2 separate regions of the Homo sapiens genome follow, and region 2 is linked to region 1. The links are chromatin contacts, found by Hi-C or POLR2A ChIA-PET in ENCODE. All regions are on one chromosome and are shown on one strand. The core of a region is the stretch at or near the end of the contact, and the rest is flanking DNA. Distances in the headings are between cores, read along the strand shown.

Evidence for each region. Hi-C counts contacts between places; a loop is a spot of excess contacts on that map. ChIA-PET counts read pairs that join two places held with the same protein, here RNA polymerase II (POLR2A). Pooled maps may share reads with other maps.
Region 2: a map of pancreas shows a loop between it and region 1 (1.9-fold over the local background). The contact joins the enhancer-like site here to the promoter of PTPRF in region 1. A Hi-C loop is called at or near these places in 2 of 168 maps with a recorded cell type or tissue (gastrocnemius medialis and pancreas) and 4 of 50 pooled maps. POLR2A ChIA-PET finds 5 or more read pairs at or near these places in 5 of 52 experiments (H1, MCF 10A, SK-N-SH and 2 more).

Annotation. Positions count from the first base shown.
Region 1 is chr1:43,527,670-43,535,593 of GRCh38, forward strand. PTPRF (protein tyrosine phosphatase receptor type F) reads left to right here and starts at 3,214. Exons shown (of 34, transcript NM_002840.5): 1 at 3,214-3,421. RefSeq lists a silencer at 3,925-3,994 and enhancers at 4,060-4,632, 5,261-5,762, 5,763-6,262, 7,209-7,924.
Region 2 is chr1:43,618,559-43,626,482 of GRCh38, forward strand. It overlaps PTPRF (protein tyrosine phosphatase receptor type F), which reads left to right. Exons shown (of 34, transcript NM_002840.5): 26 at 72-191; 27 at 490-644; 28 at 730-1,015; 29 at 1,122-1,300; 30 at 1,537-1,663; 31 at 1,896-2,021; 32 at 2,280-2,434; 33 at 2,539-2,674; 34 at 3,377-5,108. The coding sequence ends at 3,445. Among named protein-coding and RNA genes, the nearest start is that of KDM4A, 28 kb to the right of the region's middle. RefSeq lists a silencer at 1,961-2,135. Within about 2 kb of position 4,033, at least 2 of the 41 ENCODE cell types and tissues checked have a DNase peak (open chromatin) inside an H3K27ac peak, as active enhancers do.

The DNA.
Region 1 (7,924 bases), core at 1,964-4,463:
CCAGGGGTCCCAGCTCACCTACCTTCCAGTACTGTGCTCAGTAGCCTTGACAATGCGGGGCAGAGGGAACAGGGCTGCCAGAGCTTCAGGACTACCAAGGCCCAGGCTAGCAGGCACACAGGCTAGCGAACACCACGAGCCCCTCTTCTAGTGCATGCCAGGGCTACAGAAGACTGGGGCTGGATGAGCTCTAAGACTTGGTCAGGGAGCTGTTCCCTCACTTAGTCATTTATGTCTGATGGTTCCTTGAGCACAGATAGGAAAGTCAATCTTCATTCTTTAACAAATATGTATCAAGTATCTATTGTGTGTGAGGACCCTGTGCTGGCCACTGGGATATGACAGGGAACAAGGTGGACTCATTTCTCCTGCCTGCAAGGAACTGCTGTCCACAGGTCAGGGAGATAGGCACAGATACAAACAGTGGTGACAGCCAGGATGGCTTCCTGGAGGAAACAATGGTTCCAAACAGGTACAGTTGGCTCTGAGGTGCCAAAACACACTAAAGGTAGAGCAAGTCTTTTATTTTATTTTATTTTTTAAAACAGAGTCTTGCTCTGTGGCCCAGGCTGGAGTGCAGTGGAGCAATCTCCACTGCAACCTCTGCCTTCCAGGTTCAAGCAATTCTCCTGCCCCAGCCTCCCAAGTAGCTGGAATTACAGGTGCACACCTGGCTAATTTTTGTATTTTTTTTTTCTTTTAGTAGAGATGGGGTTTCACCATGTTGGCCAGGCTGGTCTCGAACTCCTGACCTCGGGTGATCTGCCCGCCTCAGCCCCCCAAAGTGCTGGGATTGTAGGCGTAAGCCACCATGCCTGGCCAGTAGAGCAAGTCTTAAGGGGCATTATATTATAACTGCATGCAAGAGAAGTTAGGACCAGTTTGGCTTTGTGCGTGTGTGGACTGAAACCCAAAAGCCAGAAACTCTCTGCATGTGTCCCTCATGGAGCCATATGGTCTCTAGTCTCTGTTTTTCAAAATTTGCAGGACTGATGACTGATTGGACAGTGGTGCAGGAGGGAAGGTCTCTGCATGTCAGTGATTAAATTGCTGAAGATGCCACTGCCTGAGACGGGCAGTATTGAAGGTAAGCAGATCTGGGGTGGGCGGGACAGAGGAGGCTCTTAGTTATATGGATCTGGAGCTCACAGGAGCGGCCCAGACTGGAGATAGAGACTTGGAAGTCATCAGCATATGGTTGGTAGTGGTCAAGATGATCCAGAGAAAAGGGGCAGAGCAGGAGAAAAGAGGAGGCCTAGGACAGAGTCCCGGAAGAGCAGAAGACGAGGTGGTAAAGGAATCAGAGACAGTAGCCAGTGAGGAGAGGGTGGGCCAATGAAGCCAAGGAAAAGAACTGTTTTAATAACTCAGCAATGGGCAGGAATAATTGGCTGAAAAGTATACTTTTAAAATTTGGGGGCCGAGAGGGAATCTCTAAATCCTCAAAGTTCTGGAAAAAAAGGCAAAAATGCTTAAAGATGCATAAAATTTGCAATACCTCCCCCGTGGTGCACCAAAATTACCAATGGTGAAAAACCACTCACTGGAAATATTCATTTTTGATCCGTTTGTCATCCAAACCAAATTGTCCAGAATCACTGGAGCCAGTCCCATCCCCTCCTCATACGCCAGGGGGCGCACACGCACTGTTTGTGAATTCAAGTTCAGGACAAAAACAGGCAGTGAATCAGGTGGTTACCAGAACCTGATTCCTCAGCCCAGATCCCTGAACACCACAGCAACCATGCCCTGCACATTACCACGTGATCCCTGAATCCAGGCACCTCAACGATCTCCAAATTTTATTTCTCACCTGACTCCAAACTTACAGGGTTATCAGAAAGACCCCACAGAAGAAACCCCACAGAGGAGAAACCTCATCTCTTTTTCTGCTCAGTTACCTGACCCAGGGCAGTGGGGGTAGGTCCCCCATCCTTCATGGTGAAGCCTAGCAAGCGGCGGGGGGAGGAGGGGTGGGGTAGATAGGAAAGAGCTGGTGTGGCTTTGGCTGACTCTTAAGTGGTTTTAACACGGATTGCGTGGGGGCGGGGTCTGGAGGCAGGGGCGCTTGGATTGAAGCTCATCAAATCCCTCTGATCAGTAGGTCTTGGAATAAATCTTCAGGTAGGTTATTGGTTTCACCCAGAAATTTCTAGGGTCATTATTTGAGTTTGGTATGAGAAGTCAGAAACTCAGTACTGACATTTAAATTACATTTAGAGGGCATTATCATGTCTTTAATTCCGAGGCCAATGTAAGGTTCACAGCTGGAATTGGTATAATATTGGGGTATTAGTCAGTCTCTGCTTGGGGTTGACACTAGGTCAGAGAAGTGGAGGGTGAACATGAGGATGAAGGGGCTTTGTGTGGAGTTTCTGCAAAGCCAGTCTTATCTTGGGTTCCAAGATTATTATTAAAGCTGGGTTGGTTTAGGGTCCTAAATGGTCTCAAGTTTGGGTGGGGTTTCAGGTCAGTATCTGTGTTTGGGGGTCCTTTTATGGTGACCCAATCCCAACTCTGGAATTGAGAATCGAATTCAGAGTGCATTGGTGTTGATCTGGGAATGGGAGAGCAGTACTGGAGTTTTATGTAAGGCTTGGGGTTCAGAAGAGAGATAACTGGGGTCCATAGCAAGGTAGCTTTTGGACTTTAGGGTTCATTTAGGGACTGGGGGCTGAGCATTAGTACAGGGTTCCATTTAAGGTCCAGCGTTGGTGCTAGCGTCACTATCAAGGTTAGGGCAAGTAGAAGTAATAAAGAGATTTAGAGTCAGAATTGGTATTTGGGATCAGTATAGAGGTTCACAACAAAATTACTACTTGTGCTAATTTGGGGGCAGATTAAGGGCTTTGGACTCAATATTGGGTTTAGGGCAAGGTGTGGGCTCAGTATCAGGTTCAGATCTGTATGGGGAGGAAATGGGGTCCTAGAGTGGTATTAGGTTCATGCTAGGGCTGGGAGCCACTAGAAGGATCTGGATGTAGTATCAGAGTTTGGTCTGTCTATGTTCATTATTGGGGTTCGGGTTCAATATTGAGGTTCCGGTCGGTTTCGACTTGGCGTTGGGTTGTGGCCTGTCTGGGCCTCAGCGGCTCCGCGGCTCTACGAGCGAGAGTGCACGAGGGGAGGGGCGCCGCCGGGGGCGCGCACGGCAGGGGCAGGGGCGCGGGCGCGAGCGCGAGGGGAGCGCGCGGCTGGAGCTGGCGCGGGAGCGGCGGGAGCGGTGGCGGCGGCAGAGGCGGCGGCTCCAGCTTCGGCTCCGGCTCGGGCTCGGGCTCCGGCTCCGGCTCCGGCTCCGGCTCCAGCTCGGGTGGCGGTGGCGGGAGCGGGACCAGGTGGAGGCGGCGGCGGCAGAGGAGTGGGAGCAGCGGCCCTAGCGGCTTGCGGGGGGACATGCGGACCGACGGCCCCTGGATAGGCGGTGAGTGACCCCCCGGCCCCCCACCAGCCCCCTCCGCTCCCGTCCCTTCCCCGCTCTCCTTGCCCTCCCCGCTAGTCCACCCGGCGGAGCTGGGGGCGGTCCCGGGGGGGACGAGGGCGCCGCTGAGGCCGGGCCGCGCCCCCACCTGCCGCGCCCGCAGCCTCGGCGAAGCCCCCCCTCCACGCCCCAGCCTGGCGGCTCCTCCCCGCTCACCCCGCGGCAGACGCGCCCCCAGCGCTGCTGGCTGGCTCGCTCCCCGCCGCCCCTCGCCGCCTCCCTCCCTCTCCACCGCACCTTAGCCGCAGCCCGCCCCCCCCACCCAGCGCAAAGTTTCCCGTTTGCGTTCTTGCTCCCCCTCATCGGTCCCGCCTCGTCCCCCCTTCTAGCGCGGACGCGCTCCGGGGGCGGCCCTCAGACCCCCCAGCCCCGGGCTCCGGGCGGGTCCAGGCCGCGCCCCCGCCCCCGCCGCACAGGCGCCCCCTCCCAGCCGGCGGGGGATCCGCAGCCGGCGCGCCCGGGTCTCGCTCGCGGCCCCGGCGCACGTGCGGTCCCGGGCTGCGCCGGGCGCGAGTTTGAAGCCCCCCCACCCCCTTCGTTCGCGAGCACGGGATGGGGAGGGGCCGAACGGGCTGTACCCGCCCCCAACCGGGTGCAACGCCCTGGAGGCCCTGGAGCGACCTGTCCCGTGAGGACGTGGCCACTCGGACCCTCTCCGAAAGTTCACTCAGTGGCCGCCCCGCGTCCCGTCCCGTCCCGTCCCGGCTCCCCATCGCCGTGCCGGCGTCTCTGTCTCGGCTGCTTTCTGTTTTCCTCGGCGTCTCTGCCTCCCCGTGTCAGTGCCTCCCAATCTCACGCCCCTGCAATCCCAGGGTCTCTCCAGCTGTCTCCATTCTTTTTCCCCAGGTCACTCTGTTCTTTCTCCCCAGGTCTCTCGATTCTGTCTCCCTGGGTCGTCTTGTTCCCTGTCCCTGAGTCTGTTCTCTCCGCTTGGGTCTCTCTATTTCCTCTCCCTGGGTCTCTGTCTCCCTCCTTAAGTCTCTGCCTCTTGTCTCTCACCCATCTCTTGGTGTCTCTGCACTCTCTGTGCTAGGCGCCCCCCCATTTCCCTGGAATGCTGCCCCTCTGGTTCTTCCACCCCGGAGGGGGAGGGGCTAGACTTTCTCCCCATTTCAAGCCCCCCTGCCCCCCAGTGCACGGCCCCTGAGTTGGAGCAGGTTGGGGGTGGGGAGCGCTACCTGCCTGAGCTGTGAAATGGGAGAGGGAGGCTGCCCCAGCCTGGGGGTTGTCTGGATCTCCCTGAGGGGCCACAGGGCAGGGCCGGGAGGCTGGATTAGGTTGAGGAAGGCTCCACTTTTGAAGGAACAGGGGCAGGGATCCAGAGCGATCTGGTGTCGGATCTGGCCTGAGAAGCAGGGAAGTGCACTGGGGTGAGAGGCGTAGAAAAGGATGTGGGGTGGTGGTTCCAGGCGGGTGCTCATGGGGAGGAATCTGCTGAGAAGGGAAGATCTGGTGGGGAATCCTTTGGGAGGCTTCGGGGATCTGAGGGATCCAGAAGAGAGTTCTGACAGGCTATCTAAGGAAATTTCTGTGCTTAGCTCCTTATTAACTCTTGCTTCAGGGAGCATGAAAATCCCTGTTTTTTTACTGATTATATGAATGAGCCTAGGGCTTCAAGAAGGAGCAGGTGTAACTCCCCAAGTACAACCCCCTACATTCTCAGCCCCAGGCACAGGCCACACTTTCTCGTACCCTCTTGCCTTCATTTCCACACTCAGCTCACCCCCTCCACCCCCACACACACTCCCTATTCAGCTGCTTTCTTGCCCCCTCTCGCATACCTGGGCCCGCATGCCGGCCAGGGCTCAAGAAATCTGTGCCTGCACACTCTCGCAGCATACCTGTGCACATGCACAGTCATCCTTGTGTATTTTTGTATATGCACTTTCTTGCACATTTTACTTGCTCAGTCTCTTATTTGAAATGTCTTTATAGTGTTTTTTTTAGTTTCCTTTATAGTTTCCTTTTCCAGCTGCTCTTCCTCTTCCCTCTTTCTTTCCTTTAACAAGAAAATTGTTTTAACATAATTCCTTCCTTCCTTCCTCCCTTTCTTCCTTCTTCTTGCAACTACTGATACCTCCCCTTTATCCAGCTTTGTGTGCCCTGGGCGGGTTGGCTTGGTGTACAAGGCTGCCAAGAGAGGAGGGGGTGGTTGGGTGTTGGTGAAGGAATTTGGCGGGGCAGAGTTAGACTGCAGCAAACGGAAACTAGCTACACATCTTTTACTGGGAAGTGTATGGATACGCAGCAAAATACTAGCCCTGGCAGTTTGGGCACAGTCCACCCTTTTTTCCATCAGCCTGAACTATGGGAGTCTAGCTTTGAGGGTCCTCCCTGGGGGCGGGGAGGAGGGGACCCAGACCTCCTGCAGTAGAGGGGTTGTGATACACACCACGGCTCCTCCACTTTCCAGCTTCAGGCCTCAAAGAGGCCCCTTTCTCCCTGAGTCTCAATTTCACTCCCTGTAAAATGGGGTAGCTAATCCAACCCGGACTGGGTCCCAGGGCTGTTGTAAGAATCCAAGGGAACTGTGTGGCAGTGCATCGTCAGCAGTGGCAGTCACTTCCCTTGTGACTGACACTGCTGTGTGCTTGGTTCCAGCTTGCAGTCAGGGCCCTACCCTCGAGAAGCTCGTGGTCCTTGGGGGAGCAGGTTGCACCATGGGATTGCAAAAGCAATTCAGTTACCTGTCATTGATTGCTGACTGTGTGCCAGACCCCGGGGTAGGCGCTTTCGGCCCCGGCTGCCTTTCTTCCTTTGGGACTAACAGCTATGTAGAAGAGGCAGCCCACCCCTAAGGTTCAGGCATCTGCTCAACTAAAGCAGCTGCGGTTCTGAGTTGGGTTAGAACATTGCAAGAGTTCATCAAGAGACGGGGGAGAGTTCGGAGGTCAGGGTGAGGTGAGTCCCAGAGGAGACCAAGAAGAAGTGATGTGAACTAGGTTTGGAGGGATGAGTAGGAGTTTGAAGAAGAGAGAAAGGACTTGAGATAGATAAAAACCAGTATGAATAAAGACTGGGAGGTGTTGTCACTTGTGAAGTATTCAGAGATGTGGCAGATCACAGAGGGCATTGAATGCCCTGTTAAGTACCTGTAATTTTACTCTGAGAACCCAGAGAGAAAACACCAAAGGTTTAAAGCTTGGATAGGGAGGGTGGAGTGTGCTGTGGTCAGGTTTATGTTTCCAGAAAATGCTCTGTGGCTATGGGAAAAGGATGGAGACAGGATGCCCAGTGGGGCAAGAGGGTGCAGGTAAGTAAGGTGAGAGAAGATGCTGGCTTTGATAGGTGGTAGCATGGTGCCATCTTGAAGGTACACTTGTCAGGACAGAATGATTTATTGGATGTGGGAGTGAAGGAGAGGAAGAGGAAGGAGTCCAGGTTCCTCGGAGTGGTTGAGCGGGCCTTCACTGAAGGCCCTGAAGCTTCACTGTGTTAGGGACTTGGTGAGGAGGGGCAGAGAATAAGCTCTTAGTTGGACATGTGGCCCTTGAGGTACTTGGGACATTGGAGGCTCAGTGGGGGAGGCACATCAAGGAGGGGCTTTGGTGTGAGGGTATGGGAGAGAAATGTCGGTCGGACCAAGAGAAGCGAGAGCTGTATGAGAGACCATAGAGCTGTGCACCTCGAGAGAAAGTAACCTCCGACAGTGGTGAAGAGCTCGAGTTTTATACTGCTAGGATTGGACTCTGTTTACTAGCAGCGTGACTTTAAGCAAGTGGCTTAACCTCTCTGAATCCGCTTCCTCATTTGTCAAATGATTATAATAAAAACCCGTGCCTTATAAGGGTTGTTATGAGGATTAAAGATAGTATGCATAAAGTGTGTGTAGCACAGGGCTTGGCATCTAGTGAGTACTGTTGTCTGTGTTTGCAGTTACTGTAATCATCCTCAACTGGGATGGTGTAAACCCACCCTCCCATCAGGGGTCACATGAGGTTGCCTTTAATGAGAAGATAGACTGCTAAGGTTAGGGTCCCTGTCTGCCTAAGGTTGCTGCAATTCTGAGCTGAGATTAGCAGGTCAAGGAGCTCAACAAAGGGGGTGCCTGCCCCTATTGTTATCGATGGGATTGTTTGTGTTGCTCAGGTGTTTGACCTTCAGGTGGGTGGGCTTGAGAAGACTAGAGGTGAGGCCTGCAGAAGAGACTCCATGTTTGGGGTAGGTGGAAGGGAATTTTGAGAAGGGGCAGCCTTGGGGTATTGAGTTCTCCATTTCCTCCCACCCTCCCTGGGCCCTGGGCTTCTACTGAGGCTCTTTCTGCCACCATCTGCCTCTGTGGTCCAGATGCACCATGTCTCTGTGTGACCGTGACTTCTAGGTCTGAGAACTCTGGTTTTAGCTCCTTAGCAGTATTTTAGCTGCTGTTTCTGGGGACTGTTCCTGGTGCAGCCACAGGGGCATTCTGGGGGTTGCTCCAGAGGGCAGCTGTGCCTGCATTCCCCT
Region 2 (7,924 bases), core at 2,783-5,282, 92 kb after region 1:
AGCCTCCACCCTGCTTCTGCCCGTCTGAGCCTGTGGGCTTCCTTCAGCCTGCCCTGCTCATCCTCCTGCAGGTAAAATGTGATCAGTACTGGCCAGCCCGTGGCACCGAGACCTGTGGCCTTATTCAGGTGACCCTGTTGGACACAGTGGAGCTGGCCACATACACTGTGCGCACCTTCGCACTCCACAAGGTATAGCCTTTCCCCAGTGCATATCTCTTACCCAGACACTGTAAGGACAGTGGCCTGGGTGTGGTGTGCTGGGTCGGGGGGAAGCTGGAGCCTGGGTGTTGGAGGGTCGGAGGCTCAGGTGTGTGAGTGATGTGATGATCCATGTTATGGGAACAGTGCTAGGAGCTTCAGGCTACTCTGTGTGGCTTCTGAGTCCCATGGGGAAGTGGCGGGTATGGCCTCAGCATCAGGTCATTCAGTCCTGAGTCTATGGCAGGTAGGCTCCTAGTCGCCAGTATGTCCCCACTTTGTCCCCCAGAGTGGCTCCAGTGAGAAGCGCGAGCTGCGTCAGTTTCAGTTCATGGCCTGGCCAGACCATGGAGTTCCTGAGTACCCAACTCCCATCCTGGCCTTCCTACGACGGGTCAAGGCCTGCAACCCCCTAGACGCAGGGCCCATGGTGGTGCACTGCAGGTGAGAGGGTACAGTGCCACCCAGAGGGGTGGGTGGGGTGGGAGGTGGGGGCGCCTGTGCCTCAAGCTGAGCCCGTGTCCTGCAGCGCGGGCGTGGGCCGCACCGGCTGCTTCATCGTGATTGATGCCATGTTGGAGCGGATGAAGCACGAGAAGACGGTGGACATCTATGGCCACGTGACCTGCATGCGATCACAGAGGAACTACATGGTGCAGACGGAGGACCAGTACGTGTTCATCCATGAGGCGCTGCTGGAGGCTGCCACGTGCGGCCACACAGAGGTGCCTGCCCGCAACCTGTATGCCCACATCCAGAAGCTGGGCCAAGTGCCTCCAGGGGAGAGTGTGACCGCCATGGAGCTCGAGTTCAAGGTGGGGCTCGGGTGGGCCTGCTTGGCTCCAGGGCCTAGACTGGGTCATGCAGATGACCCCCACCCCCACAGGAAGCCTGGCCTGACCAATCCCTGCCTCTCAATAGTTGCTGGCCAGCTCCAAGGCCCACACGTCCCGCTTCATCAGCGCCAACCTGCCCTGCAACAAGTTCAAGAACCGGCTGGTGAACATCATGCCCTACGAATTGACCCGTGTGTGTCTGCAGCCCATCCGTGGTGTGGAGGGCTCTGACTACATCAATGCCAGCTTCCTGGATGGTTATAGGTCAGCATGCATGTCACTGCCCCACCATGCCCTACAGGGGCCTAGGCCTGTGCCTGGCTGGTGGGGGTGGGCAGCAGAGTAGGGCCAGCCTAGAAGACCAGAGAGGGCTGGGTAGAGCAGTGAGGACTTCCTGGAGGAGGGGTGATCTGAGCAGGGCCCCAAGGGGCTAGGCAGCCTAAGGGGAGACTCTAGGGGCAGCAGCACCTCCAGCATGTCCAGTCTTATGTCCACCCCAGACAGCAGAAGGCCTACATAGCTACACAGGGGCCTCTGGCAGAGAGCACCGAGGACTTCTGGCGCATGCTATGGGAGCACAATTCCACCATCATCGTCATGCTGACCAAGCTTCGGGAGATGGGCAGGGTGAGCCCACCCTTTCCCCCAGGGCCCCTGTCATACCTGGGAGAACACCAGCCACCCTTGGGGGAGCTGCCGCCTATGTTACTGTCTCCTTTGACACCCCAGCTGCTTGTCAGCATGGCCTCAGGCGCCCGTTATTACTACCTGAGGCATCTGTCCCAGAATCCTGTGAAGCCTGGCACCCCTCCCCTATTCCTTCTCACCTGATTATGGGGGCCCGACCCTCTGTCCACAGGAGAAATGCCACCAGTACTGGCCAGCAGAGCGCTCTGCTCGCTACCAGTACTTTGTTGTTGACCCGATGGCTGAGTACAACATGCCCCAGTATATCCTGCGTGAGTTCAAGGTCACGGATGCCCGGGTGAGTGAGTGCATTGAGTGTGTCCATAACGCTGCCTGTCCACACGCTGGGTGGATGGCTGCCTGCATGGTACCTTAGCTCAAGCTTCAGAAATCTGAGGCGGTGGGTGGGTATTAGGGTGTGAGCACATCTCCCCCTGTGGCCTCGGGTGCAGTGACACAGATGCATGCCTGTATCATGGTACTACCCTGGTCTAGTCCAGAGGGGTGGCTGCCTAAGGCACGAATTCTAATCATGTACCCCACCCACCTTTCCCAGGATGGGCAGTCAAGGACAATCCGGCAGTTCCAGTTCACAGACTGGCCAGAGCAGGGCGTGCCCAAGACAGGCGAGGGATTCATTGACTTCATCGGGCAGGTGCATAAGACCAAGGAGCAGTTTGGACAGGATGGGCCTATCACGGTGCACTGCAGGTGGGACTGGCCCCCTGGAGGGCTGGGGTGGGTGGGCCTGAAGGCCTGGCAGACCCACTGCATGAGGCAAGCAGGACTCCTGACCCAACTGTGTTTCTGAGCAGTGCTGGCGTGGGCCGCACCGGGGTGTTCATCACTCTGAGCATCGTCCTGGAGCGCATGCGCTACGAGGGCGTGGTCGACATGTTTCAGACCGTGAAGACCCTGCGTACACAGCGTCCTGCCATGGTGCAGACAGAGGTAACGCAGACCAGGCTGCAGGGCCAGGGCCTTGGCAGCAGCGCTGCTGGGAACCCTAGGCTTTAGCAACAGTTTGATGCCCACAGGCATGTGCATTCATTCATGCTGCCAACCTTTCACGTGGCCTGCGATAGGCATGGTGGTGTGTGCTTATGGTCCTACCTACTTGGGAGGTTGATGTGGGAGAATCACTTGAGGTCAGAAGTTCGAGGCTGCAGTGAGCTATGATTATACCACGGCACTCCAGCCTGGGTGGCAGAGCAAGACCCTGTTGCTGAAAACAAAACAAAACAAAACAAAAATGCTGCAACATTGCCTGTGCTGCCTGGGGGCTCAGGGGATTGATGAGTAAGATGTGTTCTTTCATTCGGCAGCTCTCTGCTGAGCCCCAGTGGTGTGCCTGGCTCTGGGCAAGGTTGCACAGAGCAATCCTTATGGGGTGCCCAGTCAGGAGCAGAGAAACATGATTGGGATGGCAGATGGAAGGCAGGTAGATGTGGGGGCCTGAGAGAATGACAGGAGAGAGATGAGCCTTCAGAGGCTCTTTCAGGCTCCCCCGCACACTGCCTGATGTAGCTGCCAGGGTCCAGCACCTGCTCTTGGCCAGCAGAGGCTAACTCCATGGCTGCAGTGTGAGTGTCAGCTGTGTAGTGGGGGTGTCCACTGGCGCGACCCACACTGACCAGCCCCCTATCCTGGCAGGACCAGTATCAGCTGTGCTACCGTGCGGCCCTGGAGTACCTCGGCAGCTTTGACCACTATGCAACGTAACTACCGCTCCCCTCTCCTCCGCCACCCCCGCCGTGGGGCTCCGGAGGGGACCCAGCTCCTCTGAGCCATACCGACCATCGTCCAGCCCTCCTACGCAGATGCTGTCACTGGCAGAGCACAGCCCACGGGGATCACAGCGTTTCAGGAACGTTGCCACACCAATCAGAGAGCCTAGAACATCCCTGGGCAAGTGGATGGCCCAGCAGGCAGGCACTGTGGCCCTTCTGTCCACCAGACCCACCTGGAGCCCGCTTCAAGCTCTCTGTTGCGCTCCCGCATTTCTCATGCTTCTTCTCATGGGGTGGGGTTGGGGCAAAGCCTCCTTTTTAATACATTAAGTGGGGTAGACTGAGGGATTTTAGCCTCTTCCCTCTGATTTTTCCTTTCGCGAATCCGTATCTGCAGAATGGGCCACTGTAGGGGTTGGGGTTTATTTTGTTTTGTTTTTTTTTTTCTTGAGTTCACTTTGGATCCTTATTTTGTATGACTTCTGCTGAAGGACAGAACATTGCCTTCCTCGTGCAGAGCTGGGGCTGCCAGCCTGAGCGGAGGCTCGGCCGTGGGCCGGGAGGCAGTGCTGATCCGGCTGCTCCTCCAGCCCTTCAGACGAGATCCTGTTTCAGCTAAATGCAGGGAAACTCAATGTTTTTTTAAGTTTTGTTTTCCCTTTAAAGCCTTTTTTTAGGCCACATTGACAGTGGTGGGCGGGGAGAAGATAGGGAACACTCATCCCTGGTCGTCTATCCCAGTGTGTGTTTAACATTCACAGCCCAGAACCACAGATGTGTCTGGGAGAGCCTGGCAAGGCATTCCTCATCACCATCGTGTTTGCAAAGGTTAAAACAAAAACAAAAAACCACAAAAATAAAAAACAAAAAAAACAAAAAACCCAAGAAAAAAAAAAAGAGTCAGCCCTTGGCTTCTGCTTCAAACCCTCAAGAGGGGAAGCAACTCCGTGTGCCTGGGGTTCCCGAGGGAGCTGCTGGCTGACCTGGGCCCACAGAGCCTGGCTTTGGTCCCCAGCATTGCAGTATGGTGTGGTGTTTGTAGGCTGTGGGGTCTGGCTGTGTGGCCAAGGTGAATAGCACAGGTTAGGGTGTGTGCCACACCCCATGCACCTCAGGGCCAAGCGGGGGCGTGGCTGGCCTTTCAGGTCCAGGCCAGTGGGCCTGGTAGCACATGTCTGTCCTCAGAGCAGGGGCCAGATGATTTTCCTCCCTGGTTTGCAGCTGTTTTCAAAGCCCCCGATAATCGCTCTTTTCCACTCCAAGATGCCCTCATAAACCAATGTGGCAAGACTACTGGACTTCTATCAATGGTACTCTAATCAGTCCTTATTATCCCAGCTTGCTGAGGGGCAGGGAGAGCGCCTCTTCCTCTGGGCAGCGCTATCTAGATAGGTAAGTGGGGGCGGGGAAGGGTGCATAGCTGTTTTAGCTGAGGGACGTGGTGCCGACGTCCCCAAACCTAGCTAGGCTAAGTCAAGATCAACATTCCAGGGTTGGTAATGTTGGATGATGAAACATTCATTTTTACCTTGTGGATGCTAGTGCTGTAGAGTTCACTGTTGTACACAGTCTGTTTTCTATTTGTTAAGAAAAACTACAGCATCATTGCATAATTCTTGATGGTAATAAATTTGAATAATCAGATTTCTTACAAACCAGGACTCTGTCTCAGCTGTTTCTGGAACCAAAGAGTCTGGGCCAAATCAGTAGCTAGGATGGGTTCTGGAGATTCCCTGCTCCTGAGGAGACGGGGAGGGTACCCTAAGTATTTGTGCCAGTGTAGGCTCCTGGCATGGCTACCCACTTTCAGAAAGGAGTGGTTATAAACCCTGAAAACCAGGCCACCAAGAGCCAGCCAGGCCAGAGCCACCAGTGCATGTGAAGAGCACCCTAGGCCGGGGAGCATACCCTTTGCCTCTCTTTCCCTTTAAGATTCTGTGGGTTGCACTATCGGGGCATTGGGACTGCCCCTCTCCCACTACCTTGGAGGAGAGGGATGGCCCTGTGGCAGTAGAGACTGAATGTATGGAAATTGGTTAGTGAGATCTCCTGTAATTATTGCAATGTGGATAATGGACACAAAAAACAGTGTGTCCATCTGGCCCCTGGACACACAGCTGCATCACCCACTGAGCTGTGCAGCTGCTCCACTGGTGAGCAGACAAGTCCTACCAGGTTGTCAAATTGTGGAACTTCTAGGGATACAGATGAAGGAGACCCAGAACAAGCTGCGAAGAGAAATGCGTAAGTCAGCAACAACCACACCAAGGCAGCATCTGACCCAGGGAAGGCTTCCTGGAGGAGGTGGCATTCAGAGTGTTTCGTAGAATGAGTAGCAGTTAGTTTTTTTTTGTTTATTTTTGAGATGGAGTCCCACTCTGTCGCAAGGCTGGAGTGCAGTGGCGTGATCTCGGCTCACTGCAACCTCTGCCCCCCGGGTTCAAGCAATTCTTCTGCCTTTACCCTCCTGAGTAGCTGGAACTACAGGTGCCCGACACCACGCCCAGGTAATTTTTGTATTTTTAGTAGAGACGGGGTTTCACCATGTTGGCCAGGCTGGTCTTGAACTCCTGATCTCAGGTGATCCACCCACCTCAGTCTCCCAAAGTGCTGGAATTACAAGCATGAGCCGCCATGCCCAGCCAAAGTAGCAGTTAGTTTTTAAAGGTAGGGAAAGGTTTTCCAATGGAACATGTACAAAGGCTTGGAAGCTTGTCACAGACCAACTTCGTGAGAAACTCCAGGAGGTGCATTAAGATTGGAGTAGAGAGGCGTGGCTAGGAAGGTGGGCCGGATGGAGTCAGATCTTGCAGCTAAGGGGATTGAGGTGATTGTCAGAGGGATGCAGGGATCCCTGGCAGGTGCAGTGCTTCTGTTCTTAACACCCTGGGCCACCTCCATTGAGTCCTTCACCGCGTTCTAGTATTGGCAGCCATCTCCTTGGGGGCTGTGAGTGACTGAGGCCTGGCACCAAGTCTCTTCTGGGTATCCCTAGCACCTAGGTCGGTGCCTGGCATATTTCTATTCAGAAAAAAGGCACCATCATTACATGACTGTTGATGTTAGAAAATTTGATTAACTTTTGCTAAATAAAAGAACAAGCCATTAAACATTTTCAAGTAAGGGGTAAGTACCAGGTGTTCACTTGAGGAAGACCGGTAGTCAGGACTGCCCCAGGCAGGCTCTGCGCTGAGGGCGTGATGGGCCTGCTCACCAGTCCTTGCGAGCAGCCGGCAGAAGGATCCTCCTCTCCGCACTCAGATGAGGAAACAGGCTTATGTGGAATCACTCATCAGAGACCACAGGGCAGGTAAGCGCCAGAGCTGGGACCCACATCTGCTGATGTCTGCTCCAGAGTCCCTGCCCTTTTCATTGCCAGTGTCAGCCTTCTCTCTCCTCTACTTCCCTCCCTCCTCACTCCCCCCTGCAAGCCTGCTCCTCCTCCAGGGCCCCCATTGCAGTGCTTGGCACCCCACCTACCTGGTATTCCAGGCAGGCATCGCTTGCATGCTCACCCCCACCTCCATTCATCGTCACACCCTGCCTGCTTGGCCTCCACGCCTGTTGTCTGCATCTCCACGGCTGTCTCCCAAGCCGCTTTCCCTCTCGCCTGCACTGCCGCTGTGCTTCCTACCAGGCAGTCTGCCCCAGCACTGCCTGGGCCAAACCGTTCTCAGCACAGTGGGAGTGATTCTGCCTCGCAGGGCAGACATGACCAAGTCACTGTCCTGAGGAGACCCTGCCAGGTCCTCACTGTCCCCATGGTTTTCCAGGCTCTGCAGGACCTGGCCTGTGTGGCCTTATCTTCCTTCTCCCCTCTTGCCCCCTGCCCTCCAGCCACCACAGAATCAATTCTTTAAGTTTCTTGCCTGTTTTTTTTTGTTTTTTGTTTTTGAGACAGAGTTTCACTCTGTCACCCAGTCTGGAGTGCAGTAGTGGCGATCTCAGCTCATTGCAACCTCTGCCTCCTGGGTTCAAGCAATTCTGCCTCAGTCTCCCAAGTAGCTGGGATTACAGGCATGGGCCACCACACCCGGCTAATTTTTGTATTTTTAGTAGAGATGGGGTTTCACCATGTTGGCCAGGCAGGTCTTGAAATCCTGACCTCGGGTGATCCTCCCGCCTCAGCCTCCCAAAGTGCTGGGATTACAGGCATGAGCCACTGCGCCCGGCCCTGCCTCACCATTCTATCTCAGCTCCAGATCTTCCTACAAGCTGTTCTTCTGGAACATTCTCCCCCACTTCCACCTGGCTAACCCCTCATTGTTTAGCCCTCCCCTGAAAATATTTCCTTCAGAAGCCATCCTTAACTATCCTAAATGAGGCTAGATGACTGCTATGCAAGTTATTTGGAATATAGTATTTCACTTAATTCTCACAACAATGTATGAAGCCCATTGTGTTGATAAGAAAATTTGACCTAATCCACTCCTTCAACAAATATTTAATGAGCATTTGCTGTGTGATAGTC